Linked DNA regions of Homo sapiens: region 2 is linked to region 1. A link is a loop called in an ENCODE intact Hi-C map of the cell type or tissue named here. Cell type or tissue: CD4-positive, alpha-beta T cell. All regions are shown on one strand. Each heading gives the region's core, and the rest is flanking DNA. Links, peaks and the distances in the headings are about the cores only. Region 1 overlaps PALM2AKAP2 (PALM2 and AKAP2 fusion). Region 2 has its middle 9.9 kb from the start of C9orf152.

Evidence for each region. Peaks named below come from ENCODE experiments on the same cell type or tissue, not always from the same donor. Only the 100,000 strongest peaks of a DNase experiment are listed, where the experiment ranks them.
Region 2: it touches region 1 in a loop (3-fold over the local background); 3 of 110 quality-filtered maps call a loop at or near these places.

What each region holds. Positions count from the first base shown.
Region 1 is chr9:110,056,193-110,072,267 of GRCh38, forward strand. The region is part of intron 7 of PALM2AKAP2 (PALM2 and AKAP2 fusion); the gene reads left to right. Among named protein-coding and RNA genes, the nearest start is that of C9orf152, 140 kb to the right of the region's middle. RefSeq lists an enhancer at 12,948-14,147. In CD4-positive, alpha-beta T cell, for the core only: no CTCF peak of the experiment used is centred there; DNase peaks (open chromatin) are centred at 8,879 and 9,489.
Region 2 is chr9:110,210,015-110,226,089 of GRCh38, forward strand. No RefSeq gene overlaps it. Among named protein-coding and RNA genes, the nearest start is that of C9orf152, 9.9 kb to the left of the region's middle. In CD4-positive, alpha-beta T cell, for the core only: CTCF peaks have their summits at 7,778 (motif pointing left) and 7,978; a DNase peak (open chromatin) is centred at 7,837.

The sequences.
Region 1 (16,075 bases), core at 4,237-12,236:
CAAACCACATTTTCCTGGCAGTGGTTAACTGACCGTTTTCAGCCCGCCTCCCAGTGCAGCTGACTGCGTCAGCTTACATTACCGTGATGTCATTCCCATGGTGGGATAATATAGCATCTTACTTTGTCTGGAGTGGTGCCTCCCATAAGTTTTTTGATACCGCCTACAAATGGAGAAAGACATCATTGTTTAGCCATTTTTATTTGGGTGGGTTGGAGGAATGACTTTCCCAAAGGAATAAATCTTAGTTAATATTCCAGAAAATTCAAGTACTTTTCAACCCTAATTGAAAGGCACTCTGTGTGCGTGAATTAAAATCAAGGTGGAGTCCATGTGCCATGTGCTGTGTGATTCTAAAGCCATATTTTAGCTTGGCCTATTAGTATTTTGCATCAGAACATTTTATACTTGCAAAGGTTAGCAAGAATTTTCCTCAGACACATTACAGATGAGCAGAATTTATTCATTTTGGGGGAAAAAATGAACAGACTGTATTTGGAAACTTAGATCATATCCAAAGCACTTGATGATTCCTGTTTGGAATCATTTTTCCTTCAAAGAATAGTTCAGATCAGTGTTAAATGCAGGGCAGAGATGGACTCAAGAGTGGGAGGCATTGCTTTTGAATGGAATCACAATGTGTATATCATTTTAAGTATTATTTTTATGGTATGTTTCATTATCAAAACCATCTATAGCCTCCAAAGGATGACAGGTGTTATAGTGTGAGTGGCGTAGAGGGTGTTGAGATAGAGGAATGAAAAGAGAAGAGATCGTTCCCTTTCCACTCACCATTCATAGAGGAACTAAGTTTTACCTTCTAGGGAATTCCCTGTAATTCCCAGGGACGCCTTGTCCTTGCGGTTCCCAGGCAGGATGGTAGGAGGAGCTAAGTGGGAGGGAATTAATATTTCTTGAGTGTCGGCTGGTAAGTTGGTTGCTTTACCTCCACTTTTTTAGAGACAGGGTCTCTCCGTGTCACCCAGATGGAGTGCAGTGGTGTGATCATAGCTTACTGCAACCTTGAACTCCTACCTACACTATTTTACTTAATCTTTATAGTCACCAGCATTTTTCAAATGGAGATACTGAGACATTTGGAAGTCACATAACCATCCAGGGGTCCCACAGCTACATAATGTCAGGTCAGTTTTCCTACCCAGCTCCTTCTCTGTTTTTTTTTTTTTTGTTTTTTTGTTTTTTTTTTTGCAACAGAGACTCGCTCTGCCATGCTGGAGTGCAGTGGCGCCATCTCAGCTCACTGCAACCTCTGCCTCCCCGGTTCAAGCGATTTTCCTGCCTCAACTTCCTGAGTAGCTGTGTCTACAGGCGCGTGCCACCACGCCCGGCTAATTTCTTGTATTTTTAGTAGAGACGGGGTTTCACTGTGTTAGCCAGGGTGGTCTCCATCTCCTGACCTCATGATCCGCCTGCCTCGGCCTCCCAAAGTGCTGGGATTACAGGTGTGAGCCACCACGCCCAGCCCTCTCCTTTTCTTACTAAACCAGTGCTGTAGGGGCTTGCTACTCCAAGTGTGGTCTGGGGACCTGCAGCATTCCTGTCATCCAGGAGCGTGTTAAAACTAGAGTATCCTGAGCCCCATCCCAGACCTACTTAATCAGAATCTGCATTTTAGCAAAATCCCTAATGAGTCCTGAGCATGTTACTGTGTGAGGAAGCTCTGCTTAGAGGAGGAAAGTCTGACAATTACAACTATGCATCCTGGCCAAGACTCAGGACTTGAATCCATGGACTGGACCCGAAACATTGGTCTATCTCAGTGAGGGAGGAAGGGTGCTACTAGAATCTGATGGGTAGAGACCAGGGATGCAGCTAAACGCTCTATAACACACAGGACACCCCCTTCCACCAACAAAGAATTATCCTGCACAAAATATCAATGGTGCCAATGTTGAAAAACCCTGGTCTAATTGTCTAGATGTAGAATTCACATCCTGTAGATATGTTTCGTAGCCTCAGATGTATGCAAATCTCTAGGAAGTAGATCTTAAAGGAGTTGATACAAATTGCAGTGTGCTATGCAAATGGGAATATTTTTATTGGGACTTGAAAAGAGAAAAAGAGCTTAAACTGAAGCATGAAAGATTTCCATTAGAGTTTTGAGAGTGTCAGACTCTCAAACAATAATATCAGGGATGCAGTGGAAAAGTTTCTAAGCATGTACTGAGTACCCACCATTGAGGGTGCTACAAGGCAACATTCCCTCCCATTCCCAATCCTGCCTGGCAACAGTGCCTTCTGTTTCTTCATTTTATTCCTAAGACTTGCCCTGGCCTTTGTCCTACCTTTCCGTTCTCAAGCAGGATATGCTGGGTCAGTTGTGCCACCTGGAGGCTGGGGGAGGAACGCAAATAATGAATAATTGGTAAAGGGAACCAAAGCGCTGTTTCTACCATCTTTTCCTCCCTGCCTGCGTGGATCCACACCTCACTGTTTCTTACTCAACTCCTTCAATGCCACGACACTGTAGCCACTTCCACTGGTGGACACATATCCTCTCTCCCTCCTTCCTTCCCATTCTCTTTAGATCCTGGCCCAGAACATCTGAAAAGATCTGTCCTCCCTCCCCTGTCTCTCTCCCTTTTTTTCTTCTCTTTCTTCCTTTTCTGAGCTGAACAGCAACCTGTATCAATACTGGGAAGTAAAATGAGTATGCTTATTGTATACTGATGGAAAGTTTTTTGGTTTTTTTTTTTTTTTTTTTTGAGATGGAGTCTTACTCTGTTGCCCTGCTGGAGTGCAGTGGTGCAATCTCGGCTCACTGCAACCTCCGCCCCCTGGGTTCAAGCGATTCTGCTGCCTCAGCCTCCCTAGTAGCAGGGATTACAGGCATGTGCCACCACGCCCACGTAATTTTTGTATTTTGGGTAGAGACAGGGTTTCACCATGTTTGCCAGGCTGGTCTCAAACTCCTGACCTCAAGTGATCCGTCTGCCTCGGCCTCCCAAAGTGCTGGGATTACAGGTGTGAGCCACCGCGCCCAGCCGATGGAAAATGTTTTGAAGTGAAATTATATCCAATAAAGAGCTCCTGTCATTCATCCAGTTGTGAGAGTCCCTTTGAGAGTTGCCAGAAATGTCTGCTGTCTTGTTTTTACTCTTAAATTAACTTGCTCTTTCTCGAAGTACAGAATTCTAAAACAGAGTTGGTGTTTTTGTTGTTGTTCTATTATGTCCTCCTGCTTTCTTTAGTTGTTGGTACTAGAATAGTCATTTTCTACTACTTTTTCATGGACATTATCCTTGAAATAGGTTATTCTAGACAAGTTTTGGAACCCAAACTGGATTTAAGACCAAGGCATTCCAAGAAAAATAAAATCTTTTTGCAATTTCTATGCATCATCTTTTTATAACTTTCATTCTCCTTTGCAAAGGAAATGTGGGGCTGTGGATGTGAAAGGAGGTGGGGGCAGTGACCGGCCAGCTGCAGAACATTCAAGCCTGGCCTTTGGACTCAGAGACTAGGGCAGAAGAAGCCAGAGTGCTAGGCTTCTGGCCAGAGTGGAATGTGTCTTCCCAGGAGTGGGAAGCCTGTGTTTTTCCACCTTACCATCTGATCTGCTCCAGAGGGCTCTGCATTAGAAAAATAGGGAGCTATGGGGAATGACTAGGGGGTGGAGATCATGAGAGCAGTGTCTATGGAGGATTATCAGTTATGCTCAGAAAGGGAAGATTTGGCACCTGGTCATCGATTTTTAGTACAGTAATTGTCTTGAGAAAAGTATTTGAGAATCAATATTAGAAACAATTTTTAAAATATATCAGTCTTAAAGGTACATAAATGAGAGGAAGAAAATCAGAGATCAGGGTGTCTGCAAGATGGTCTACTAGGCTTTTTATTATTGTAATTTGTGATTGAATGCCCTCTGTGGGGCCAGGTATTTTGTTTTTGTTTTTGTTTTTGTTTTTGTTTTTGTTTTAGATGAGTCTTGCTGTGTTGCCCAGGCTGGAATGCAATGGTGCGATTTCGGCTCACTGCAACCTCCGCCTCCTGTGTTTAAGCGATTCTGTTGGCTTGGCCTCCCAAGTAGCTGAGACAACAGGTGCGCACCACAACATCCGGCAAATTTTTGTATTTCTAATATTCACCATGTTGGCCAGGCTGGTCTCGAACTCCTGACCTCAAGTGATCTGCCCACCTTGGCCTCCCAAAGTGCTGGGATGGGCCAGGTAATTTTATTTTAGCCTGACAACTACTCTTTGGGGTCCTTGGATAGTTTTTAATTCCATTTTGAAGATGGAAAAGTGAGATGAATTGGTCAAGGTCAGGCCCACAGGCCCTATTTTTTTCCCCTTGCATTGTTACTGTGCTGGGTGACAACTGGTGCTGAGACAGCTGCTGTCTCCATCACTCTCATGAGGAAAGAGGGTCAACAGGTCCAGGAGTTTTTGTTTGTTTGTTTGTTTTAGATGGAATCTCACTCTGTTGCCCAGGCTGGAGTGCAGTGGCGCGATCTCGGCTCACTGCAACCTCCGCCTCCTGGGTTCAAGCCATTCTCCTGCCTCAGCCTCCCGAGTAGCTGAGACTACAGGTACATGCCACCAGGGCTAGCTAATTTTTGTATTTTTGGTAGAGACGGGATTTCGCCATGTTGGCCAGGATGGTCTCCATCTACTGACCTTGTGATCCACCCGCCTCAGCCTCCCAAAGTGCTGGGATTACAGCAGGAGTTTTTACTCTAAATATTAAGTTAAGCTTACAAGTTAAGCTACTTGTAAGCTGTCTGAAGGTCTATTTCCCTGACTTTGCAGTTCCTTAATTTTGAAGGCAATCTCTGCCTGTATGTCTTCTTCCTTAGAGACCTTTGTCCCGTTAAGGTAACCTCCTCTCCCAGCCCACACCTTCTAAAGTACCTTGTCACGTCTCATGAACTCCACAAGGGTCCTCTTGGGCATGATAATGTGTGTCACCTCTTGCAAGATCCACTAAACCCTCTTTGCCACAAGTTATGCTTTTCAAAGTCCGCCTGAAAATATGCTAACAAGAATCATTGTACAACTGACTTGCAAATACTTGAACAAATACAAATTAACAATTACTGCAGCTTTATGAAGAATGCATCCAAACCAAGGACAGAGTGGAGGAAGACATAATACAATGTATGGGTACAATTTAATAAAACCTTGAACCTTTAACATGGGCCCATTTTCATGCATGCATTGTGATCAAGTTTTGTTCAGAAGGGTGTAACTTAACTTTGAAAAAAACTATACATTTTTATGTGTTTTCAGTGAGTTTAACCTTCCATAAGCACAGATACTCTGTTATAAAAGTGAGTTTAAGCTGCTTCTTGATAATGAATGTTGACTGAAAGTCAGGCCCTATTTCCAGTGTCATATGTGGATTGTCATATTTAACCCCCGTAACAACCTTTGATAGAGATACCATTATTTTATATATATATATAAAATATATATATTTATTTATATATATATGTGTGTGTGTACATATATATATGTGTACAACAGGTACACACCACCACGCCTGGCTAATTTTTGTATTTTTAGTATAGATGGGGTTTCACCATGTTGGCCAGGCTGGTCTCGAACTCTTGAGCTCCAGTAATCTGCCTGCCTCGGCCTCCCAAAGTGCTGGGATTATAGGCATAAGCCAACATGCCAGACAAATATTATTATAATTTTTTGTTACAGATGAAGAAACAGACACAAGGGTTTAGGGCAAGGGTACACAGCTAGTGGCAAAGCCAAGCTTGGAATCCCTATAGGCTAGTGGTTAGAGACAGTCTCTTAATCATTCCTGTTTTTACTATGCTGCCTTCTTAGTGCTTAATACAAACTAAGCTTGTTGTCTCCTTTTACTATGGTTGGGGGTATAAATCTCAGTCCATAAACAAAGGCTTACAAAAAAATAGCATTAAAAAAATTTTATTTTAAGTTCCAGGATACATGTGCAGGACCTACAGGTTTGTTACATAGGTAAACGTGTGCCATGGTGCTTTGCTGCACCTATCAACCCATCACCTACATATTAAGCCCTACATGCATTAGCTAGTTATCCTGATGCTCTCCCTCCCCACCCCCTCCAAGAGGCCCCAGTGTGTGTTGTTCCCTTCCCTGTGTCCATGTATACTCATTGTTCAGCTCTCACTTGTAAGTGAGAACATGTGGTGTTTGGTTTTCTGTTGCTGCATTAGTTTGCTGAGGATAATGGCTTTGAGCTCCATTCATGTCTCTGCAAAGTACATGATCTCATTCCTTTTTATGGCTGCATAGTATTCCATGGTGTATATGTACCACATAAAAAATAGCATTTTAAAACTTATGTAAATTAATTTTATCTCCAAGCCTTCAATCTGTCCAACTATAAGAAAATGTACCCCATTATTTTTAGACACACCCACCCTAGGATTACCTGCAGGACCTAAGGTTTTAGAATGTGCTAGGTTGTGGGAAGTGGTCCATCCAACACCTATCTACAATGGTTTCAACAGTGATTTCTAGCACATGTGTTATATTAGTTTGCTAAGGCTGCCATAGCAAAGTACCACAGCCTGGGTAGTTTAAACAACAGAAATCTATTTTCTCATATAGTTGTAAAAGGAAGTTAAATTTTGGGACCCCAAACTCATTTAGCCAAAGGGAAAAGTCAAGCTGAGAACTGGGTCACGCAAACCTGCCTCCCCTCTTTGGTTCCTAAATAAGATGGCTACAAGATGAAAAAATACCTGCCTTCCCTATATTTTGCCCACAGGGAAATTCCTGGTGAGCTGTTAAAACTTCACCATGGCAATGCAAATTGATAGTTTATCTTATACAGGCGCAGTCACCCAGGCCCTGCCAGACTCAAAAGCATATCTGATTGTTCCCCTACCCCATTTTGTCTGTGCTATCTTATGTAAAATGCAGATTCTCCACATTTTTTCCTCTGCCCCTTTTGTTTATGTGAAAACTGTGTGCTTCTCAATATCCCACCTTTTCTCCTTTAAATTTGGAATCCTCAAAATCATCTCTGGAGAAAGGCATACATCTGTCTCCCAGGCATGTTCTTAACTTTGGCAAATAAATCTAAAATGATTGAGATTTGTCTTGTCATTTTCTTCCATTGACAGAGGCTAGAAGACCAAGATCCAGGTGTTTGCAGGGTTGGTTGCTTCTGAGGGCTGTGAGGAGAGGTTCTGTTCTAGGTCTTGGCTTGTAGATGGGTGTCTTCTCCCAGTGTCTTCACATGGTCTCTCCTCTGTGTATGTATCTGTGTCCAAATTTCTATTTTTTTTTTTTTTTTTGAGACAGAGTTTCACTCTTGTCACCCAGGCTGGAGTGCAATGGCACGATCTCAGCTCACTGCAAACTCTGCCTCCCAGGTTCAAGTGATTCTCCTGCCTCAGCCTCCCAAGTAGCTGGGATTACAGGTGCCCACCACCACGCCCAGCTAATTTTTTTTTGTATTTTTAGTAGAGACAAAATTTCACCACGTTGGCCAGGCTGGTCTTAAACTCCTGACCTCAAGTGATCCACCCACGTTAGCCTCCCAAACTGCTGGGATTACAGGCGTGAGCCACCACGCTTGGCTCAAATTTCCTCTTCTGTAAGAACACCAGTCATATTAGACTCATCCACTCTAAAGACTTCATTTTAATTTAATTACCTCTTTAAAGACCCTGTATCCAAATACCATCACACTCAGAAGTATTGGGGGTTAGGGCTTCAACATAGGAAGTGGAGCAAGGGTTGGGGTAGGGGTGCACACAGTTCATCCCATTTGAGGCTCTTTACCAGTTCATGCAGGCATGGGACAGGTCAGGGAAATCCTTGGTAAGTCTGGGAACCTGGAGCCCCTCTTCTCTGAAGCCTTGCCAGTTCCCTTAGGAGCTTCCACGGACCAAAGTGAAACACCCAGGGGTGGAGGGGGTAAGGAGCTTTTCTAGAACACCTTGCAAATCTTGTTGATGGCTTAGATGTTTACAAAACTCTAGAAAAATCTTATCTCCTTGATATGAGATCCTGGAAGCAAGGAGTTAAAAGCCTGGCTGCCTACCTAAGGAGGAGGAGGAAGGAGTGGAAGTAAACGAAGACATTGATTATGATAGAAAAAATGTTAATAGAAGGCGATTTTTGGAAGCCAAAGAGAAAATTCAGCTTGAATCCCCTAGTAGTGTGTATGCTCATCTTCCCAAGACGGAAGTGCCTCTCCTGTCCGACCTCCTAGCCCAGCCTCGGTCTGGAACACATTGGGTCCTAGGCACCCAGCAGTGAATTGGCTCAGAAAGTGTTTGAGGGCTCAAGTGAGTCCAGGAACGATGGCTCACGCCTGTAATCCCAGAACATTGGAAGGCTGAGATGCGAAGATTGCTTGAAGCCAGGAGTTCAAGCCTGTGTAGTTAGTGGTATGTCCTCAGCAGAAGCCACAGGACTGTGATTTGAAGAGAAGGATATGGGGTTGAACTGCTTCTTACTGCCACGGCAGCTCTCTGGCCCCGGAACTGGGGCAGTTCCTTCATTGTCCCACCTCTGTCATCGCAGGAATCCCAAGCTGTCACACTTCTCAGTATTGTTTCCTTTGCAATTTGATGTGGACTTGGCACATTTCCAAGGTGGAAACGACCCCTCATTCATTATTTTTGGGACCTCGGTGGCCCCGTGATAAGGGAAATGATGGATGCCTGGACTTGTCTTCTGGCATTGCGCACCAGATATCAGGGCCCTCCACAGGACCAGCCTATGAGACAGGAAGAGGCTGAGGTCTTAAAGACATACTTTCTTGGGAGTTTGATGTTTCCTCTTGCTTCCACAGCTGTCAGAAAGGGCTTGTTCTGAGGGTGACCTGCAGGTTGCAAGGCTGTGGAAACATAGCAGTGACAGCGTTGAATGGCTTGTCCCCATCAGTAAGCTTTGGTGTCACACCAGCCGGATGACTTTCTGGTGGAGGGCCAGCTTCCTGCACTTCCGTGACAGCAGCCTGACAGCCCCATGGAGGCATGGCTGTAGACATTAAGACATTTCTGTAGACATTTGTTCTAGTTGTTGTCCTTTTTTGTCTGTTATTTATTATTTATTTATTTATCATTATTTATTTAGAGACAAGGTCTCACTCTGTCACCAGGCTAGAGTGCAGTGGTGCAATCATGGCTTATTACAACCTTGATCTCCTGGGCCCAAGCGATACTCCCACCTCAGCCTCCTGAGAGGCTGGGACCACAGGTGTGCACCACAATGCCTGGCTAATTTTTAAATTTTCTGTAGACAGGGTCACACCATGTTGTCCAGGCTGGTCTCAAACTCCTGAGCTCCAGCGATCCTCCCACCTTGGTGTCCCAGAGTGTGGGGTCTTAGGTGTGAGCCATCGTGCCTGCCCTGTTTTTCATTTTAATTGTGTGACATAAAATGTAAAATGTACCCTCTAAACCATTTTTTAGTGTCCAGTTTTGTGGTATTAAGTACATTCACATTATTGTGCAACCGTCCCCACCATCCATTCACAGAACTCTTTCAACTTGCAAAACTGAAACTGTATGCATTAAGCAATAACTATCCCTTCCTTCTTTCCTCTTCCCCAGCTCTTGGCAACCACCATTCTACTTTCTGTCTCTATGAAGTTGTCTACTCTAGTAACCTCATATAAGTGAAATCACGTATTTGTCTTTCTGTGACTGGCTTATTTCACTTAGCATAATGTCCTCAATGTTTATCCATGTTATAGCATGTGTCACAATTTCCTTCCTTTAAAAAAATTGAATAATGTCCCATTGTGTTTATATGCCACATTTTGTATATCCATTCATTCATTCGATACTTGGGTTGCTTCCACCTTTTGTCTTGCCCTTGTTTTTGAGAGGTTAATCCATCTATGAGGTCCTCCAGGCATCAAAAGAGTTCCCCAGTTCCCTACTTTGGAGAAGTTCACTATCCCTAGCAAAGATGCAAAGAACAGATACATGAAAAAGTAAATCATGGTGCAAAAGTTGTATGAGACAACACTTTAAGATGTATCCTATGAGCGTAGGTGTAGATTTGCAAAATGGCTGGTGTGGAGTTTCTGGAAGAGGATGGCTTAGAGAGAGTATGGACTTAAAGCAGAGTTAAGGAGCCCAAGCTGAAATCCTGGCTTTGTGACTTCCTGTCCTTGTCACTTTGGGTGAATTATTGAACCTTTGTAAGCTTTAGTTTCCTCATCTGTAAAACGCAGATAATAGTACTTACCTCATAGAGTTGTTGAGAGGATTAAGTGAGTAAATGTAAGTAAAAGATGGGCGTGGTGATTCATGCCTGTAATCCCAGCACTTTGGGAGGCTAAGGCAGGAGGATTACTTGAACCCAGAAGTTCTAGACCAGCCTGGGCAGCATAGTGAGACCTTGTCTCTAAAAACAATTTAAAAACTTAGCTGGTCATGGTGGTGCACACCTGTAGTCCTGGCTGCTTGGGAGGCTGAAGTGGGAAGATCCCTTGAGCCCAGGAGTTCTAAGGTGGCAGTGAGCTATGATCACAACACTGCACTCTAGCCTGGGGAACAGACCAAGACATTGTCTCTTAAAAAAAAAAAAAAGTAGGTAAAGATTGAAACAGGCTGGCACACGGTTAGAACTCAGTACTAAAATATAAAGGAGATAACATATTGCCCACTAACATTTTGGCTATTTTTAATATATTGTTCTTGTCTTTTTAATGACCACAGATACTCTTTAGTATCTGTTTGCTGCAGTTTTTGCAGGTATTCATGATGCCTGTTATGCCTTTCCTATTTTACCTCCTTTTCAGATTATGATAGTTTTAGCAAAGAAGTATTCAGTTCTAGAGACTCATTATCAAGGAAAGAGAGAGCTCTTCATTTGGTTTTATCAGATAATAGATAATAATAAATATGGCCTGGCTTTCTTTGCACTGGGAAGATAGAGAATGAGGAAGGAGAATGACTATTAGTCATTCTAACGTTAGTCTGTTTTATCGAACTGAGGAGGGAGTTAGCTTTCTCCAACTCTGGGCAGATTACCGAGAGTAGGATGCCAGGTTACATTCTCTTGGGAGAACAGTGCTATCATGGCTGATCTCTCAATTAAGGACTTCATATTTAGATTATTTAAATCTCAAATATTGAAATACTCTCATTTTTCTAACAATGATAATTAAGAAAACTTTGTAAAGTTACAAATAAAGTGAAATTGAAAAGGTTTGCTGAATGAAGTATTTTACTATTGAAAGGTCTTCTAGAATGTAAGTTTCAAACACATCGTCTGGTTGGTGCATTACTTAATCTATTCCTGTTTGGCTGCTGCTTGGTATTTCCCACGCAGGAGTTCATTGACTTCAAGGCAATTGAATGCATTATTAGCCAGAAGAAGAAAACATGTGAGTCTCCTTCACCCAACAATAGATTTTTTAAAATACATTGTGCACAGTCCTCTTAAAAAAGGCATCAATGGCAGGTGGGTGTGAACAGAGGAATTTCCTCCTCCACCCTGGCTGTTGCTGAGCTGTAAGCTGTAAACATTGTGAGAGACAAAAAGTATCAAGGTCTCAACTTTCTTTCGGATATTGCTTTGTATTTCTGTTTACTAGTATGAATGAAAATTTTCCTGAAAATGCTGGCTAAAACTGAATTTTGGTGTTGTCTTTCTAATGGAATTTCTGATCAACAATTTCCTTTATGTTGGCAATTGCTTAATCTGCTGAAGTAGGTAAGGTAGTTGTGCTGCCTTAAAATTTATTTTTATATTTGTCATTAAAAACAAACATGAAACTTGGAGGTTAATTTTGTCTGTTTAAATTTTGATGCTTTCATTTTGACAAAATCTTTTAAGAATAATGACGAGGCTGCAGTGATTGAAATACAATTTGTGTGGCTTTTAGGCAAGTGAGCATTTAGCAAGTAAGAATTTCCCAGATTGGGTTTAGAGTTGTATTTGCTTATGTTCCAAACTCTTTTTTTTTTTTTTTTTGGTAAGATAATTTTGAATATCAGTAGAACTTGGGGCAGATAGAATGACAGAACATGGAATGTGTAATCCTTTTGGGATTTGTATCTTAGTTAAGTAAACTTTCATGATGGATTAAGGAGGACAAAGTCTCCAGCAGATTTCACTTGGCTGATTTTGTTTTTCTGTTCTTTTTCTGTTTTCCTGATGAGGCTTCTGTACTTCTCCCTTTAAGGAGGCAACTGAATAGCATGAAAATAAGGGGTATGGGTGGTGGTAGTTGCTGAGGGGAATGACAATGGATTTGGTAACACAGCATGCTAATATCATGCAAATAATGAGATGATATAGGAATCTCTGCTCTAGTGGTGGGTCTGAGGTTTGCTCTAGTGGTGGGTCTGAGGTTTTCTCTACTGAGGGCAAAATTGGAGCTTTTTTAAAAAAAAAAAAAAATTTAATTTTTTTTTGAGACAGGGTCTCCTTCTGTTGCCCAGGCTGGAGTGTAGTGGTGCCATCACAGCTCACTGCAGCCTCCATCTCCCCCAGGCTCAAGCGATCCTCCCACCTCAGCCTCCCGAGTAGCTGAGACCACAGGTGTGCGCCACCATGCCTGGCTAATTTTTAAATTATTTTGTAGAGAGAGAGTCTTGCCTTGTTGCCCAGACTGGTCTCGAACTCCTGGCCTCAAGTGATCCTCCTGCCTTGGCCTCCCAAAGTGTTGGGATTATAGGCATGAGCTGCCACACCCAGCCTGGAACTTTCTTAAAAGAGAACTTCTTTCTTGGTTTGCCACACCTCTGGGTTAACAAGGTGCCAGAGATAATTAGCCCTTGATTGGGAGAATGTGGGACTGTTCACTATGGAAGGATCTTACAGTATAGAAATGAAACCCTAGTGTAGGAAGGGAGCTGACATTTTTCAGTGTTACCTTGACTTAATTTGCAAAATGTTTTATTTTCTGAAGCCACAGTGTAATTCACAGATGCACCAAGATCAAAGGTCTCTAAGAAGAAGAGGTTGTGGGGAAAGAGCCCAGTAGAGGTAGGGAGGCCACAATGAACCCATTGAGTTATTCCACCTGTCAAAACCTTGGTTTTGTAAACTGCAAAATAGGACCAGTAATACCTATGATTAGCTGCTGCTGTTACGAATTAAGTTCAGTAACAAGTCCGACATGGCTGGCGCATGCTGTTTTCAATAAATATAAATTCTGCTCCCAACCATTCAACATCAAATGAGTTGATCTGCAAAAAGTGTTTTGAAAACTACAGATACTAATTTTCATTTGTGTATGCCTGTTAGTTGACTTCAAAACATTTGTTTGTCCCAGGAACAGAAGAGAAATATCCTTTGATCATGAGACAGGTTCATTTTTAGTATGTTAAGGCCACTCCATGTCATTCTTGTGGCTTGTTAATGTGGTTAATTGAAACCCTTCCATATTCTTGATGGGGCAGAACCTTCAGCTGTTTTCATGTTCATGTTCAGGGGTGTAAATTTCTAGACGATCTTGTGGGCCTCTGTCAGCTCTGAGATTAAATGACGTGTGCATTTGCTTATCGGATTCTTAACTCTAAAACCCTGGGATGAGGACTAGGAAGGAGAACCAGGAGGCGCTGAGGGAACAACAGCTTCCACATGGCCCATCTGCTTTGCAGAACCTGTGTCTTTGGGGTACAAGTGAGCTGGAGGTGGAGCTGCAACAGAGTGAGTCCCCGTGGTCAGTCACATGCACCGGCTTCCGCCTGGTATGATTTATCAGCAGTGATGCAAACATGATTCAGAGATAGTTTTATAAGAATTTTTACTTCGGTTAAATCATAATCAGGCGGCTATTTCCGTTTTTCTAATGTCACTTGATTAGCTCAAGATGCCCAACCCTTATTGTCCTGACTCATGGAGGGAGGCTGCTTGCTAAGTAATCGTGAGACCCAGGAGAGGAAGAGGGTTGGCGGCCATCCCCACTGGAGGGGCATCCTGGAAAACTCCAGAGAGGGAAGCTTGTGACCATGACTCCTAGCAGAGCGGTACTGACAACCTAGTACAAAACCCATAGTGGAAACACTTTCACCTACTCTCATACATTCATCTTCCCCTGAGAGGAAGCAGAGCTGACATTGTCCAGTCCCATTCTGCACTCAAAGAAATGCAGTCTCAGAGAAGCTACGGGAATGGTTCAAGGTCACATGCTTGCATATGGCAAAATTCCAAATGCAGACAGACCACTGAAATTAGGGGAGAGGGGAGATCTTCTCTTTCTACTTTAAACTATTTTATATTGTTTGGGTAGTTTCCAAAGAACAATGACTATTTTAAAAAGAATTTTAAAAAGTAAATTTAAAAACTAAAAAGTTTTAGAAACTAAATTTTAAAATCTCTGTTTATTTGTGATTATTCAAATTTTAGAAAATGAAAAAAGAGCCTCACCAATTCTTTCAGTCGATCCTCTCATTTTTACAGACCAGAGGACTGAGAAAAGTATAAGTTGGTCAATTGTGATAAGCTGGGTATTGGCAGAAAATCTGTTTTAAAACTTAGTAGGCTCACTGGGATGATTGAAGCTCTGTGTTCTGCTTAATACATGTTTAGCTGCCTGAACTAACTCAGATGACTCCATGCTGTACCATAGAGAGAGGAGCCTGACCTTTGGCTTTGGGATCTATGCGACCCCAGTCAGAACATGGCACTTTTGATGTCTTCATGACCTTTGGCGTGCTACTCTTCCTCTTTGCATTTCTGTTTTTTTCGTCTGTAACTGGGAATAATACCCATCCGGCAAGTTTCGAATTAGAAATTAGAGGCCAGGTGTGGTAGCTCATGCCTGTAATCCCAGCACTTTGGGAGGCTGACGTGGGTGGATCACTTGAAGTCAGGAGTTCAAGACCAGCCTGGCCAACGTGGTGAAACCCCGCCTCTACTAAAAACATACAAAAATTAGCCAGACATGGTGGTACGTGCCTGTAGTCTCAGCTATGTGGGAGGCTGAGGCAGGAGAATTGCTTGAACTCGAGAGGCGGAGGCTGCAGGGAGCCCAGATCATGCCACTGCACTCCAGCCTGGGCAACAGAGCGAGACTCTGTTTCAAAAAAAAAAAAAAGAATTGGTAGAACCCATCTGAAATTGCCACTTTTATAGGTCAAATGGTCGAATATTAGAAATTTCATGTAGTTGAACTCAACATTTAGAGAGTCTGATAGGTACTCAGTAAATAGTTACTATTAGAGATGTAATAGAGGATACAAATAAAATTCTTATGGTTGCTTTAGCGAGGTCCCAAATGTTATTTTCTTCTCCCAAGGAAATGACTAACAGGAATATAGCTTTTCACTTTTTTACATTGGTAAAGATCTTCTCTGACTTTGGAAAGCCTGCCACTTACTGAGGGCCACCTCTACTCATGGCTCCCAGGATGTAGTCTATCTTATTGACGTCTTTGACAGTTCATAACTCAGTTCACTTTCTCCCTGTCTATGCTTGGTCACTTGGATGGATACATGTCCTCTGTAACTCCTCCTTCTTTCAGTTCTCTTTCAATGAAGATCAATTATTTTTCATTTAAGAATCTTCCTGTGCAATGATTGCTCTATGCCCTGATACATAGAAAATGGGCATATTTTCCAATTAGCACTACCATTGTTTCTTGTGGGTAAATTTCGGCTAAAATTATGTCTATAAAATTCCCTTAGACTTAAGTAGTATTATTGAGTGATAGGAGCCTGAGGGTGATTTGGGAGATACTTGTGTTCTGCCCATCACTGTGTTATTAACTAACCTTATATAGTCTTCGTAGGACTTGTTCATATATGTACAAGGTCAGTAAGATCATTCTAAGTCAAACACTTGGCTATCTGTGATTTTCTCACCATTTTGTGTTTATAGATAGTTCAGACAGTGAGTGTTAGGGAAACAGTGAAAGGTGAGTTAGTAGTAGTTCATATTATTAACTCATTTTATTGGAATTTCCAATTTTTCCTTCCCAAAATTTTTCTCTGAACCAGTATAACCCTAAACCTATTGGTAAAATATAGAATCTTAAGCCTATTGGTAAAATATAGAATCTTAACTACATTCCAATATAAAGCAAACTGTTGATGTGGGCAAAAATGAGGGGGAGGAGAGGGAGAAAGAAGTGGAAGAGAAAATGAGAAATTCTAAGTCTTCATCACTTTCCACAGGACTCGGCCATA
Region 2 (16,075 bases), core at 3,418-11,417, 150 kb after region 1:
ATTAACAGTTTTTGTCTTTTTCTATATGGGTGCGTTTGTGGATATTTTGATGAGAAGTAAATTGAGGCTGTCTACTGCTGATTGAATGCCTTTTAGGAGCTTAAATTCCTTCTTTTAGTTCATATAGTTCCTCTTTCTTTTAAAACTCAAATCTTTAATCCATTTGAAATTTATTTTGGTGTTGTGTTAGGTATAAGGCAAGGATCTAGGGGTTTTTTCCTCCAAATAATTGACCAGTTGTTTCAATAGCACTTACTGAATAAACTTTCCTTTCCTTGGTCTGTGATAACAATAACAATAGTATAAGAAAAAACTGGCAACTCTATCTCATCCCAGGGAGTCTTCAGAAATAAATGAAAAAAGATGATCAAGCCTGGAGTTTGTTCTGGGTGGCTGCCACTAAATGGGTGACTTTCATTATCCAGGTATATCCTTCAGAGGAACTGGAAATAAGCTTCAAAGTTGTTCAGGGCTGGAGACGCTGGAGTAGGAATAAGATGTCTTGTGATTCTAGGGAATATTTTGTTTTTCTGTATATATGTAAACTGTATGGAACATGAAATGTCCCATTCTGGTTGAGAGATAAGACTGTGCTTAATGTAGCAGGTTAGTTCATTACCGGAACCAGCATCCCTACAGCCCTCCCTGGAGCTTCCAGTAAAATAACTTAGACCAGAGGCTCCAGGTCCACTCCTGTCCAGGGGATCCAGCTATTCTGTGAGACTTGAGTGGCAACAGGTATCACTCACAACTGGGGTACCACTCCAGAGAGAATGACTCAGACAATAACCCTGTCCATACAAAGACCAGTCATTGGTGGGTAGAGACTCAGAGACTTGAAGAAGGAATCCCTTAGGGAGCTGGCTTGAGAGCAGCAGGCTGGGTCAGCCCAGTATACAGTGGGGGCAGGACAGGAGTGGTGGATCCTGTTCTTGTGAAGAACTTCAGTTTGGAGTTCTTTCCACTGGAGACTCCAGGAAAACTTGAGTTACCCTGTTCTTTCACTTTTCCTCTCCCCTATAATAAGTTCGCTCTGAGATTATCCCATCCCTGAAGCCTAGTGATCTAGCCTTAGAGAATCAAGAGGGCAAGATTGCAAGGGATGGAGGCTTCCCTGTGCTCTCTTCTCTCTGGTTCCAATGAGGAGGGGACCTTGTCCTATGGAGTGGACTGTGATTTGCAGGTGTATGAATGACAGTGTCCACAGGAGAGCCAAGTATGACGAAGAAGGACTCAGGATGTCAAGAAGTGCTTCAGGGCAGACAGACTAAAAAATTCAAAGCTCTCAGCCTTAAGAGTAAGGGAGATTCCTCTCTGAAAAAAGAGAGGCTAGGCTAGACATATGAAAACAATAGTTATAACCATTGATCTAAAACTGCAGTGGGTCAGATATGTGCTAATCACTCTATGTAAATGATCAATTTTTTCATTATGGTAATATTTGTGTAAATGAAATTGACTATTTTAACAATTTTTCAGTGTACAGTTCAGTGGCATTGCATCCATTCACAGTGCCCTGCAACAATCACCATTATTTCCAGCGTATCCATCATCGCAAACAGAAACTCTGTACCCATTAAATAATGCTCCCCACTTCCCTACATCCCTGGCAACCTCTACTATACTTCCTGTCCCTATGACTTTAGTACCCAACCTAAGTGGAATCATACAATATTTGTAATATATTGGACTGGCTTATTTCACTTAACATGTTGTCAAGGCCCATTCATGTTGTAAACATTCATCAGAACTTCGTTCCTTTTTATGGCTGAATAATATTCCATTGTATGGACAGGCCACAGTTTGTTTACCCATTCATCTGTTGATGGAGATTTGGGTTGTTTCCACCTTTTGGCTATTGGGAATAGTGCTGCTATGAACATTGATATACAAGTGTGTGTTTGCATTCCTGCTGTGAATTCTTTTGGAAAAGCTGGACTATATAATAATTCTATGTTTAGCTTTTTTGAGGAACCTGGACAAAATTAAATTTAATTTCTCATGAGAACACTGTGAGAGAAGAAACATTACTATCCTTTCTCCTTCACCTTTTACACCCAAACCATCTCTAGGCCTGGGAGATACAAGCTCTAAAAGATACCTGAAATCCGGCCAGGTGCGGTGGCTCACACCAGTTATCCCAGCACTTTGGAAGGCCAAGGTGAGTGGATCATCTGAGTCAGGAGTTCAAGACCAGTCTGACCAACATGGTGAAACCCAGTCTCTACTAAAAATACAAAAAATTAGCCAGACGTGGTGGCAGGCACCTGTAATCCCAGCCACTGGGAGGCTGAGGCTGGAGAATCACTTGAACTAGGAGGAAGAAATTGCAAAAAAAAAAAAAAGATACCTGAAATCCATGTATTTCTTTCCACCTCCACTGTCATCCACCTAGCCTATGCTGTCCTCATTTCTTTTTCCAAGACTACTGCAACAGCCTCTTACCTGTCCCCTCCCTCCCACTTCCACACCTGTCCTCTCATCCATTGATCCTTTGACCTCACAGCAGTTAGTGTTCTCCAAAAGACACAAAGCAAATTGGATCTCATGGCTTCTCTCCCAGTTAAATCCTCCAGTGGCCTCCCAATACACTCAAACTCGCATTCAAATCCTTCTTATGGCCCAGGGGGTTGTGCCTGTCTTGGGTCTGTCTCACCTTTCCAGTCTCTGTGTCAACTTTCCCCTTGCTCTCTACTTTCTAGACAAGATTTCCTATAAGTGGGTTCCAGATATGCCTATGACTGAGACCCACAACTCCTGGGCCGGGTGTCTCCAGCCACAAACAGCTTCTGCATTTATTCCAGTGATCTATACAAATAGTGTCATTTTCTAGGTGTGCCATGATGTGAAAGAGGGGAGAAAAGCATTCTCACCGCTTTAGCCTTCTCTGAAGGAATTTCTTGAATTCCACCAATGTCTTTTCCTCCTTGGAGCTTTGGTATGTGCTGTTCTTTGTCTTCTAGAACACTCCTTTACTTACTTTCACCTCAACCGTATCTTCATTATATTTCCATCCTTGGCAGCAACCACATGTCCCCTAGCTAACTTGTAAACACCTTCAGTTCTCAGCTTTAAAAAGTGGTACAGTGTAAGGATTGAGAGCATGAACTATGAAGCTAGACTATGCGGGTTTGCGTCTTATCTTCCCTATTCTTAGCTACTCTCCCCTTGCTCTCTAGAGTCAAGTGTGCCTTTGGGTTAGTTAAGTGACTGGAGTCTTGCTCTGTCACCCAGCCTGGAGTGAAGTGGCGTGATCTCAGCTCACTGCAAGCTCAGCCTTCTGGGTTCAAACGATTCTCCTGCCTCAGCCTCCTCAATAGCTGGGACTACAGTTGCGTGGCACCACACCCGGCTAATTTTTGTATTTTTAGTAGAGATGGGGTTTCACTATGTTGGCCAGGCTGGTCTTGAACTCCTGACCTCAGGTGATCCACCTGCCTCGGCCTAAGTGCTGGGATTACAGGCGTGAGCCACCACACCCGGCCTAAGATGTCCTCTCTTAGCAGTATGCCTTTGGGCCAGTTACTTAACTTCACTGTGCCTGCAGATAGAGCGATTACCAAAGAGAGGGAGCCGGCTTGAGCTGAGCAAACAAGCAAAACGGACTTCATCAAGCATTGCCTTCCAGGTGCTAGGCACGTGACAATATTGCGCATGTGTTGACTCATTTAATCTGTTTAACTCTATAAAGTAGATGCCAAATTATTATTATTATCATCCCCATTTTCCAGATGGGAAACTTGAAACTCAGCAAGGGACTTTCCAACTCCAAATGCTTTTCCTCTCCGGAGCGTCACTGCTCTATGCCAGTTACATACAGAGTAATATATTGGAATGCTATTTGCCTGGGGACAGTAAAGTCCCACCTCCAGCCTTGATCAGGATCCAGGTGTAGTCAACAGATCCCAGTCTGGCTAATTTAAGCAGAAAGAGATTTCACATGGGGAATTGGTGCTGGTAAAATTATTAGCAGAGCAGGAAGAGCAACATTAGGCCTCCAGACCACTCTTCCTCTACCCTTGTAGTTTTTCCAAAGATGGATAAACACTATCTTTCATCTCATATACCCTTTGGCAACTGAGCTTGCCATTCCCTCATCAAGAGGTGGAGCCTGTATCACTTTCTTAAGTGTGAGTTGGTTGAGTGGTATCATTTGGCTAACAGAATGTGGTAGAAATGACTCTGTGTCTGTTCCTGGTGTAGCCCTAACTGCGGCTTCTGGCAGCTTCTGATTCCTGCTGTTTGGAATGCTGACTGTTGGGATGTGCCTCCTCTGAGCCTGGACACCACGTCATGGGCAGCCTGAACAACACAGTGAGGTGTGTCACGGTAGGTGCGTCAGCCACCAAATTCTGGTGAATTCCCAGCCAATAGCTGGCTTCAACTGCCAGAGAGTGAGACCCCAGGACATCCAGCCCAGTTGAGCCATCAAATAACTGTAGCCCGGTGCACATCTGAATGTAACGTCATAAGAGAGCCCAAGGGAAGCTTACCTACTTGAGCCCAGTTTATGCTTAGACCATGAGAAGTAATAATAAATTTTGTTTTAAGTCACTAAGTTTGGGGATGGTTCATTACACAGCAACAGATAACTGGAATATTTCTGATTATGTATGAGTATACTACCACTGCTGCTGAAGCTGCTGAACAGGAAAACCACCTGCCAAATTAGGAAACTTCTAGGACAGCTCTTTGCCCCCAAACCACACCACCTGGGCCATGAACCACACCTACAAAATGGGCGCCTGCATCCTGCCTCTTTGCCCATAGAATCTTAGGAAAGCACAGCTGATTGCTCAACCCAAAGCATGTCCAGAATCCTAACTGCAAGGAAATCTGGGAAATGTAGCTTTTAAAAGCTCCCCAGCCTTTGTAAGATAAAAGATTTAAATGGATATCGAAATAAGCAATCCACAGTACAGCCACCCATCCTAATTCCTAAATCACCAAGCAATAGCAAGACTCAAGAAAATAGAGGGAATGTTTAAAAAAGTTATGCTGCATAATTCAGACTCTTTTCACCCAAGATATCTTTTGCATTTATTATTCTATAGACCTTTGGGACACAGCTCAGCACACTCAATTATTATCATGTTCAAAGAGATCTTAGCTGTATCTGGCTGTATTTCTATATCTCTTCTGAAAGTTCTTTGATCTTTGCTATCCACTTAGCAAATACACAAGGCAAAAGAAACAAATGATAGCACTTGGTGATTGGTTACATTTTAACCAAAAGGATGCAGAAATCTTTGTAGGTTGTCATTGTACATAAAAATGGAATATTTTATAGTCTTAAAACATAGGTAAGTTTTATTTTAAAATTGGTTGTAGGTTGAGCTTTTTATTTATGTGGGGTAAAACTCACACTATAGAAAACTCACCATTTTAACCATTTAACATAAACAGTTCAGCAGCATTTAGTACATTCACAATGTTGTACAATCACCACCTCTATCTACTTCTAAAACATTTTCATCACCCCAAAGAGAAACCTCATATCCATTAAGAAGTCATTCTCAGCGGTGGCTCATGCCTGTAATCCCAGCATTTTGGGAGGCTGAGGCAGGTGGACCACCTGAGGTCAGGAGTTCGAGACCAGCCTGAGTAACATGGAGACACCCCGTCTCTACTGAAAACACAAAAATTAGCAGAGTATGGTGGTGCACGCCTGTAATACCAGCTACTGGGATTACTGAGGCACAAGAATCTCTTGAACCTGGGAGGCGGAGGTTGCAGTGAGCCGAGATGGAGACACTGCACTCCAGACTGGGTGAAAGAGTGAGACTCAAAAAAAAAGAAGTCATTCTCCCTTCCCTCTGTTCCCAGCCACTGGCAATCACTCTGCTTTCTTCCTTTAAACATTTGACTACTCTGGATATTTCAAATAAGTGGAATCATACAGTGTGTGACTTTTTGTTCTGTTTTCTTTCACTCATCATGTTTTCAAGGTTCATTCTATGTTGTAGCATATATCAACACTTCACTCTTTCTTATGATTGAACAATACTCCATTGTGTGGATATATCTTTTATTGTTTATCTATTCATTCACTGATAGACATTTGAGTTGTTTCCACCTTTTGGCTATTGTGAATTGTGCTGATATGAATACTCATGCTAAGTTTTTGTTTAAATACCTATTTTCTATTCTTTGGAGTATATACTCAGGAATGGAATTACTGGGTCATATGATTGTTGTATGTTATTTTTATTGCAAAACTTACTTGGCTGAAATTGTGTTGCATTTTGATGATACTGAAAGATTTTTGCATTGTATGTTTTGGCTTTTCTGTTGATATTCCAAGAGCTCTGCCCTATAGCAGGCTGGCTTTTGTGTGTTAGTTGGTTAGTGTGTTTGGTCTTTTAGAAAGGGGATTACAGTTTATAATTTTTCATCATGTGCTGGCAAAATAACTCCCTGGCTAGAAACAAGATTTGGACAGGAAACAACAGCTTCTGACCTATTTGTAATTCTTTTCCCATCCCTATTATTTCAAATGGATTGAAAGTCAATTAGAAAAAATGCACAGAAGTTCTCCCAGATTTATTTTTCTGTGTCCTATCAGAATCATTACCAATGAAGCTGTTGCTTTTTGTAATAATTGTATAAAATCATTAAGTGAAATTTAGAGGCAGCATAGCAATTATGTATTTGGAGTTCGCAGCCAGAATACCTGAGTTTGAATTCCAGCTGTTCAATTTACTACTTGTGATATATTGGGCAAGTTCCTTACTATCTCTGTGCCTCAGTTTCCTCATCCGTAAAATGGACCTAATAATAGAAACTTTGTAAGGATGCAGTCTTTAGAACAGTGTCTGGCATGAGGTCAGCGTTTGTTGAATATAAATCCACAAATTCCTCCGGATAATTACAATACCCATTACCAAGATAATAAATTAGCTCTTAATCTATAAGGAGGTCCTTATTTATTTTAGTTTGACAATGCCTGTCAATTTTCTACAAAAGAACAGAGATTTCCCCAATAGATATCCTATAAAAGATATTGAAGGAACACTATGGGACAATCAAATTTAATAATTCATCTAAAATACCTAAGAACAGATATTACAAAATTTAAAAACAGTTTTACCAATGACAAAACACAATGTACTATAACAGCCACCTGGGCGTGGTGGCTCATGCCTATAATCCCAGCACTTTGAGAGACCGAGGTAGGTGGATCACTTGAGCCCAGGAGTTTAAGAGCAACCTATGCAACATGGCAAAACCCCTCTCTACAAAAAATACAAAAATTAGTCGGACATGGTGGTGTGCACCTATAGTCTCAGCTGCTTGGGAGGATCGCTTGAGCTCAGGAGGCTGAGGCTGCAGTGAGCCATGACTGTGCCACTGCCCTTCAGCCTGGGAGACAGAGTTAGACCCTGTCCCAGAAACTAAAAAATAAACAAATAAAAAAAAACAGCCCCCATCTTTTGGTTTTGAAGTCAGGATTCTTTTATTCATTCAACAAGTACTTATTCAGCCACTACAATATTCCAGACACAGTACTAAGTATAGAATAGTGAATAAAACAGACACTATCCTCATGGAACTTCCAGTCCAGTGGTGGGGACAGAAGTGAAGAGCAAGTTAACTGATAATTGCATGGCTACAATTTATGGTAAGAAGTAGGTAAAGAGAATACAGTAAATAACTTAAATACTATAATGCATATAAAGTGCTTAGAGGAGTGCCTGGATCTTAGAAAGTGTGCGACAATTGTTACCTATGACTATGATTTCAATAATCATTATCATTTATCCAGTTTATTAACCTTTAGAACATAAAATCCATCTTAAATGTAAGTTTCCTGCCCTCTAGTGGGGACTTTGAGTCATAGCCAGACAAAAAAAGGGTTTTTGACATTTCAGCTGCTTTTTTGTTGTCCTTGTTTGAGACGGACAGAGTTTCGTTCTGTTGCCCTGGCTGGAGCGCAGTGGTGCGACCTTGGCTCACTGCAGCCTCCACCTCCCGGGTTCAAGCGATTATTGTGTCTCAGCCTCCCGAGTAGCTGGGATTACAGGTGTGTGTCACCACGCCGGGCCAATTTTTGTATTTCTAGTAGAGACCAGGTTTCACCATGTTGGCCAGGCTCGTCTCGAACTCCTGGCCTCAAATGATCCGCCCACCTTGGCCTTCCAAAGTGCTGGGATTACAGGCATGAGCCACCACAACTGGTCTTTTTTTTTTCTTTTTAATTTAAATTAAATTTAATTTAATTTTTTTGAGACGGAGTCTCGCTCTGTCACCCAGGCTAGAGTGTAGTGGCAAGATCTCGGCTCACTGCAACCTCCACTTCCTGGGTTCAAGTGATTCTTCTGCCTCAGCCTCCTGAGTAGCTGGGACTACAGGCGCCCACCACTGCACCCTGCTAATTTATGTATTTTTAGTAGAGACGGGGTTTCACCATGTTGACCAGACTGGTCTTGAACTCCTGACCTCGTGATCCACCTGCCTTGGCCTCCCAAAGTGCTGGGATTACAGGCGTGAGCCAACATGCCAGGCCTAATTTTATTTTTTAATAGAGATGAGGCTTCTCTATTCCCCAATAGATATCATATAAAAGATATTGAAGGAATGCTATGGAACAACCAAACTTAATATTTCATCTAAAATACCTAAGAAAAGATATTACAAAATTTAAAAACAGTTTTACCAATGATAAAACACAATGTACTATAACAGCCACCTGGGCATGGTGGCTCATGCCTATAATCCCAGCACTTTGAGAGACCTAGGTAGGTGGATCACTTGAGCTGTTTCCCATGCTGGTCTCAAATTCCTGGCCCTAAGCAATCCTCTGGCCTCAGCCTCCAAAAGTGCTGGGACTACAGATGTGAGCCACTGCGCCTGGCCCAGCTGCTATTTAGTGAGCTCCTAAGGGCTGGAACACGCAGAACAGAACCACAGGCCAGACCAGACATTTGCCTGCCATCGACTCCCCTTCTGGGAAGCACAAAGGCTCCCCATGCAAGCTCGGTGCCATGTGACCTCACCACTCTCCCTGAGCAGCCATCTAGGGTCAGCCAGAAGCCTGTGAAGTGGCCTGGGGTGGAAGCTGTAGTAAGCAGGGCTCCTATACAGGAGGGTAGCAGGTCCAGCTAATTGGACTTCCAAAATAAAACAGGGAAGAGACCCTTCATCCACAGTCAAAGAAAAGACATGGAAAGTATATGAACCATGATTATGATAGAACACCAGAATGAATGATGCCTGATGTGGGGGTGGCCAGGACTGCCTCCCATCCCAAAGACAGTACAGTAGCCCCAAGGAATTCCAGCTAGGGCTCATGACTGTTACCTTCCCTGAGCATCTTCACCATAAACCCAAATTAACCCAGGTGGCTCTGACATCAAAGAGTCTAACCAACAAACATGCTTTAAATACGCCATCCCATTTCATCCTCACAAGCTTCCTAAAAAACAGGTATTATCATCCCCATCTTACAGATGAAGTACTCCAGGCTCAGAAAGCTTCAGTGAGCCACCTCAGGTCCTGCAGCTAAAAACTGGCAGCACAGGTTTTATACCTACTTTGTTCTGTTCTCAAAGCTCATGTTTATTCCACTACCCCATACCTCATATCCCATGGTATTGAAGCCTGAGTTTATTGGAGTCATGAGATGTTCTCCCCACATTTTATTATAACAAAACCCTCTTTAAAAAAATTACTAGGTTAAACAACTTTAGTCAAGTTGTCAGATAATGTTTTGTACAAGCTTTAAAATAAGTGAACACCTAGGTACAACTTGATCTTTTGCTGCATAATCTTCGAGTATTCCTTTAATCAACTCACCCTGAATCTAATCATTGAAAAGTCTTTCCCAGCAGTTTGGCCCCACACTCTTGGGGACTGTTCTCTGTTTAAGCTGTGGTCGGATGACTGCTGTCCAAAGTCGCTTAAATTAAATTCGGGTGCTCTCAACCCAGACCGCACGTTAAGAATCACTTGGATAACTTAAAAAAATTACTTACACTGGGGCTTCATCCCACACCAATTGAATCCAAATCACAGGAGCAGGTGGAGCCCAGGCATCAGTACTTTTAAAACTTGCCAGAGGTGCAGGGTACAGTGGTTCATGCCTGTAATCCCAGGACTTTGAGAGGCTGAGGCAGGAGGATCACTTGAACTCAGGAGTTTGAGACCAACCTGGGCAACATGGTGAATGAAACCCTGCTTCTATAAAAACCACAAAAAATTAGCTGGGTGTGGTGGCGCACATCTGAGATCCCAGACACTTGAGAGGCTGAGGTGGGAGAATCACTTGAGCCTGGGAGGCAGAGGTTGCAGTAAGCCGAGATCGCATCACTGCACTTCAGCCTGGGCAACAGAGTGAGACCCTGTTTCAAAACTTGCCAGGGTGCAGCCAAGGTCAAGAACCACTGAGCTATTTAAACGGTTGCTTGTCAAGCTACCTACTTTCAGAGAAACTTTTTTTTCCTTTTTTTTTTTCTTTTTTCCTTTCTTCTTTTTTTTTGAGACAGAGTCTTGCTTTGTCACCCAGGCTGGAGTGCAGTGGCACGATCTCGGCCACTGCAACCTCTGCCTCCCGGATTCAAGCGATTCTCCTGCCTCAACCTCCCGAGTAGCTGGGATTACAGGTGCGCACCACTATGCGCAGCTAATTTTTGTATTTTTAGTAGAGGCAGGGTTTCAGCATGCTGGCCAGGCTTGTCTCGAACTCCTGACCTCGTGATCCACCCACCTCGGCCTCCCAAAGTGCTGGGATCACAGGCGTGAGCCACTGCTCCCGGCCCAGAGAAACTTTTTTTTCTGTTCATGGTCCTGGCTGGTCTGTTTGCAGAAATGCATTTATACTGGAGAAGTAGTGGGAGGGGGGAAGGGCTCTGCTTTCAGTCTCCATCTTCCTAGATTCCCGGCTCTGAGTTCTCTGCCCTGTCGTCACATAGGTAGATGTGTACCCTCTGCACTGCTCCTTGAACTTTGAACTTGTCACACAGATTCAGAAAAGAGTAGTGAATCCAGTTTCACAGATTTTCAACCTGGACTTTACCCATAGCTATCTGAACTGTAAATTTGCCCTGCCTTGTTACTCAGGCTGTGAGCTTCTGCCTAGGCTATTATCCCAGTGTGGGCCTCTGCTCTGTTGCTCACCTACACTGGACGCATCTGAAGAGCATGTTAATTTGTGCACAAATCTACATGTGTGCACTACACTTCAGAGAAATTAAAAAGTCCTACTAGTTTCCGTTTTGGTTTTTATCAACGATTTCAGCTGCATCTGTGTCTTTTGGAGAATAAATTTTGGGTCCCAAGAGGTTTCGTTAATGACTCCTGGACTTCTAGAAATTACCCAACTTGAACTAGACAGGTAAAAGTTGTTCAGTTTGGCATACTTTCCCTCTTGGGTTTCGGCATTTAATTTGGCCCTTTCTGATATTCTAATTGGCTATGTTTGTCTTTTGGTGGATTTGGAGATGTGGTAAGCCCAAGAACTAAAGGAACTTTGAGAAGTGGAATTAAGTTAGATGTTTGCTGGACGTTGAGCCTCATGGAAGTTTTAATTTGTCCTCAACTGCTGGGTTCTCTGGATAGAGACAGACCTGGATGGCCTCCCCACTTCCTCACTGGAAAATCACTAAGGAATGTCTTTATTTATTAATTTTTTTAATGGGGTCTGGCTCCATTGCCCAGGCTAGAGTGCATTGGCACTATCACAGTTTATTATAACTTTGTACTCCTGGGCTCAAGCGATCCTCCCACCTCAGCCTACAGAGTTTCTGGGACTATAGGGATGCACCACCATGTCTGGCTATTTTTTTAAAAACTTTTTTTTTTGTAGAGATAGGGGGTGTCACCATTTAACCCAGGCTGGTCTTGGACTCCTGGCCTTAAGCAATCCTTCCATCTGGGACTCCCAAAGTGCTGAGATTATTACAGGCATGAGCCACCATGCCTAGCCTTAGGAATAAGTCTTTTATGTGTCTTTATTTAGCTCCGGTGTCCCCAGCTTTAGCTCAGCCCTCCTGAGGGAGTGGGTATTCTTTTGAATGGTCAAAGGAAAAAGAAGATATCAATAAAACTGTGACAAAAAGATAAGCAATTTGGGCCTGTAGGAAGTTTGTGAACATGGAAGACAGATAACCAACTAGAACACTCCCGACATCTTTATAACTGCAGTCTGCAGAAGGAAAAAGGCGTGAGGTAAGAGTTGGAAGAAAGTTCTGATCCATCCAGAAATTAGAATTTGTACTTTACCTTGAAAGCTAATTGATATACTACGTGAATACACTCTCTGATGATCTAGTGACAATAATTAAACCCCCAAACAACTCCTGTATTGAATTCACATGGAGGCCCAAGGAGAGGGGAATCTAAATCAAAGAGAAGTCAATTTCATGCCATGTACCCATTTATATCAAATCAGAAAACTCCCTTGAAATAAACCAGCATAATATGTTTATGACAAAGGTGGCACTTCAGAGCAATGAGGAAGGAAGAGATGACCTTTTCTTTTTCTTTTTTTGAGATGGGGTCTCACTACATTGCCCAGGCTGGTCTTGAACTCCTGGACTCAAGTGATCCAACTGCCTGGGATTACAGACATGACTCACCATGCCTAGCTGAGATGACCTTTTCAATAAACAGATAGCCTAATGGATATCCACATCTTGACCCCTACCTCACATCATACACAAAACTCAATTCTAAATAAATTGTAAGTCCCCATCTAAAAAGACAATACATCTTCTAGAAGAAATCATAGAATATTTTTGTTTATTCAGGGAAGGAAAAGATGGTTTAAATGGGACAGAAAAGCTACCAATGATAAAGGATATGATTGATTAAAATGGACTACATTAACAGTTTAAAATTCTGAATTTCTCATCACAGATACTAAGACTAAAAATGCAAGGCACTGAGTAGATATAAAAAGTCAGTCAATGGATTTGTACCTAGAATATATAAAGAACTAATTAATAAAAAATAGGCATCTAGGCTGGGCATGGTGGCTTACACCTGTAATCTCAGCACTTTGGGAGGCTGAGCAGGAGGACTGCTTGAGCCCAGGAGTGTGGGACCAGCCTGGGCCACACAGTGAGACCCCATCTCTAAAAAAAAAAAAAAAAACAAAAAAGAAAGAAATAGACATCGAATACAGAAATTGTCAGAAAACAAGCAAGTACTTCAAAAAAGAGGCCAATAAGCATATGGAAAGGTGCTCAACTCCCCATATCACTAAAGACAATAGCTATGCTTTTTACAAAAGGTATAAAATGAATAAAATATTCACATCAAATTTCTTGTTTTCTTTTTCTGGTAGTTCAACAATACATATAATAACTGTTAGTTGAAATAACATTTGTCTCTGATGATCAAATTGAACCAAATATAAATTTCTTTTTTGAAAATATTACAATCATTTTTCTACCTATAAATTTTACTTTGAATTTTTTACCTATAAATTCTATTTTGAATTTATAGGTAAAGAATGATAGTAATATTTTCATATTACAATCATTATTATCAATATTATCCATCTGAGATAATAATCATTTGCCTCCCTGTTTTTATCTATTTGGCCATTCTAGCACCAAATTTCAAAAGCATTTATAGTACTTTCCATTGTTTTCTTTAGACATTGTGCAGTCAGTTAAGCAAAGATTGCTTAAAGAGGACACAAAAATTCTTGGCTTAATACTGTTGTTTTTCAAGCAATTTAAGCCAATATTCCTAGCCAGTATTGACTTACTATTTTTCAATATCATCAATTGTTAACTGTTGACTAACCTACTCACCTTTTCCCGCCAGTTTTAGTAATTGCATATGTGCTTCCTTTTTATGCACATGTGATGTTTCATATTCCTTTAATGAAGAATCTAGATTACTAAATTCTAGTGCAGAATCTAGTTTAGTTAGTCATCAATACACACCTTGGCCAAAGATAATCCTGAAAACTAGGTTTGTCAGACACATAATGGGAATACAAAAATGCTTTTCCTTGGACTTAGAATATAAAAGCCAGTTTCTACAGGGTCTTTCTCTGCGCTTTAAAATGTAGGTTTTATTCTTCAGGTATGCTAAGGCCAACAGATCAGGAGATGACTGCCATTGAAAAGACAGTTTGTTATTCACAGTTCCAAGAAGAGAGGTGATATGGTTTGGCTGTGTCCCTACCCAAATCTCATCTTGAATTGTAGCTCCCATAATTCCCATGTGTCGTGGGATGGACCCAGTAGGAGGTAATTGAATCATGGGGGTGAGTCTTTCCCATGCTGTTCTCATAGTGGTGAATAAGTCTCACGAGATCTGATGGTTTTATAAATGGGAGTTCTCCTGCACAAGCCCTCTTTGCCTGCCACCATGTAAGCCTTCCCTTTGCTCTTCCTTCATCTTCCGCCATGATTGTGAGGTTTCCCCAGACATGTGGAACTGTGAGTCCATTAAACTTCTTTCCTTATAAATGACCCAGTCTCAGGTATGTCTTTATTAGCAGCTTGAGAACAGACTAATACAAGAGGACATGCCACACAGGTAAGCACCAGGGTTGGTCAAGAAGCAAAAGGAGTGAGGAGAAAACATATGCAAGAGCCTGTACTGTGGTTTCTACAGGAAGGAACAGATGAGGCAGGGTAAGCAGGTTTAGAATTGGCTAGTTTGAATAATTTCAGTGGTCTCTAGGGGTATAGGGGCTGTCCCTAGTTGCCTGGTACCTGGCTCTGGGGTGACCAGGGTAGGTGGATAGTGGCCTTGAGTGTAAGAGCAGGATGTGGGATACGGGCTCTGGATCAGTAGGTTAGCATATGAAAGACAGCTCACAGACGAGTCCTTTACTCTCCCTAGGAATTGGCTGGCTAGCCTGTGGAGGGCCAGTCTCCCAACAGTCAGTAAGACCCTAGATGTCAAAATAACAGAATAAAAAGTAATGCTTAATACCCTCTTTTTAGAAGAACTAGTGTTAGATAATGATGTGGTTTGGCTCTGTGCCCCCACCCAAATCGCATCTCAAATTGTCATCCCCCCGTGTCAGGGGAGGGACTTGTAATCCCCACGTGTACAGGGAGGGACGTGATTGGATCATGGAGGTGGATCCCCCCCACCATGCTGTTCTCGTGATAGTGAGTGAGTTCTCATCAGATCTGATGGTTTTATAAGCATCAGCCATTTCCCCTGCTTGCTCTCACTCCCTCCTGCTGCCTTGTGAGGAAGGTGCCTGCTTCTTGCCTTCCACCATGATTGTAAGTTTCCTGAGGCCTTCCCAGCCATGCAAAACTGTGAGTCAATTCAACCTCTTTCCTTTAAAAATTACCCAGTCTCAGGTATTTCTTTATAGCAGTGTGAAAAGGGACTAATACAGATGAAATAGCAAATTTTCTGTTATGATTATCTGAGGAAAAATCATAATGATTAATTTGAAGCACATTTTGTTTTGCCGCAAAGAATCTCATGCTGTCAAAAGGAGTAGGATCAGTTTCCAGAATCATTATCCAACAAACCTAGTGACACTCCAGAAGTTCTAACTTTTTGACCAGTTTGCTGATTTCATGGATATAATTTTCTCTATCTTGCAAGGTGCAGCCCAGAGTTACATTTGTTCCTTCTGAATTATGTATTTGATATGAATAATTCTCTTTTCTATCTCACTTTTACTTTGGCTCTGTGTCCCCACCCAAATCTCCTGTTGAATTATAATTCCCAGTGTTGAGGGAGGGACCTGGTAAGAGGTGATTGGATCTTGGGGGTGGATTTCCCCCATGCTGTTCTCATGATAGTGAGTGAGTTTTCACAATATCTGATGGCTTAAAAGTGTGTGGCACTTCCCCTCCTCACTCTCCTTCTCTCTCTTTCCTGCCACCATGTAAAGAAGGTGCTTGCTTCCCCTTCACCTTCCACCAGGATTGTAAGTTTCCTGGGGCCTCCAAGCCTTGCTTCCTGTTAAACCTGCAGAACTGTGAGTCAATTAAACTTCTTTTCTTCATAAATTACCCAGTCTCAGGTAGTTCTTTATAGCAGTATGAGAATGGACTAATACAGTAGCTAAAGAATCATTTACCAGATAATTTGAAGTTGCTAAGATTGAATCTGACTTGAAGTTCAAGTTGTGAATTTGATA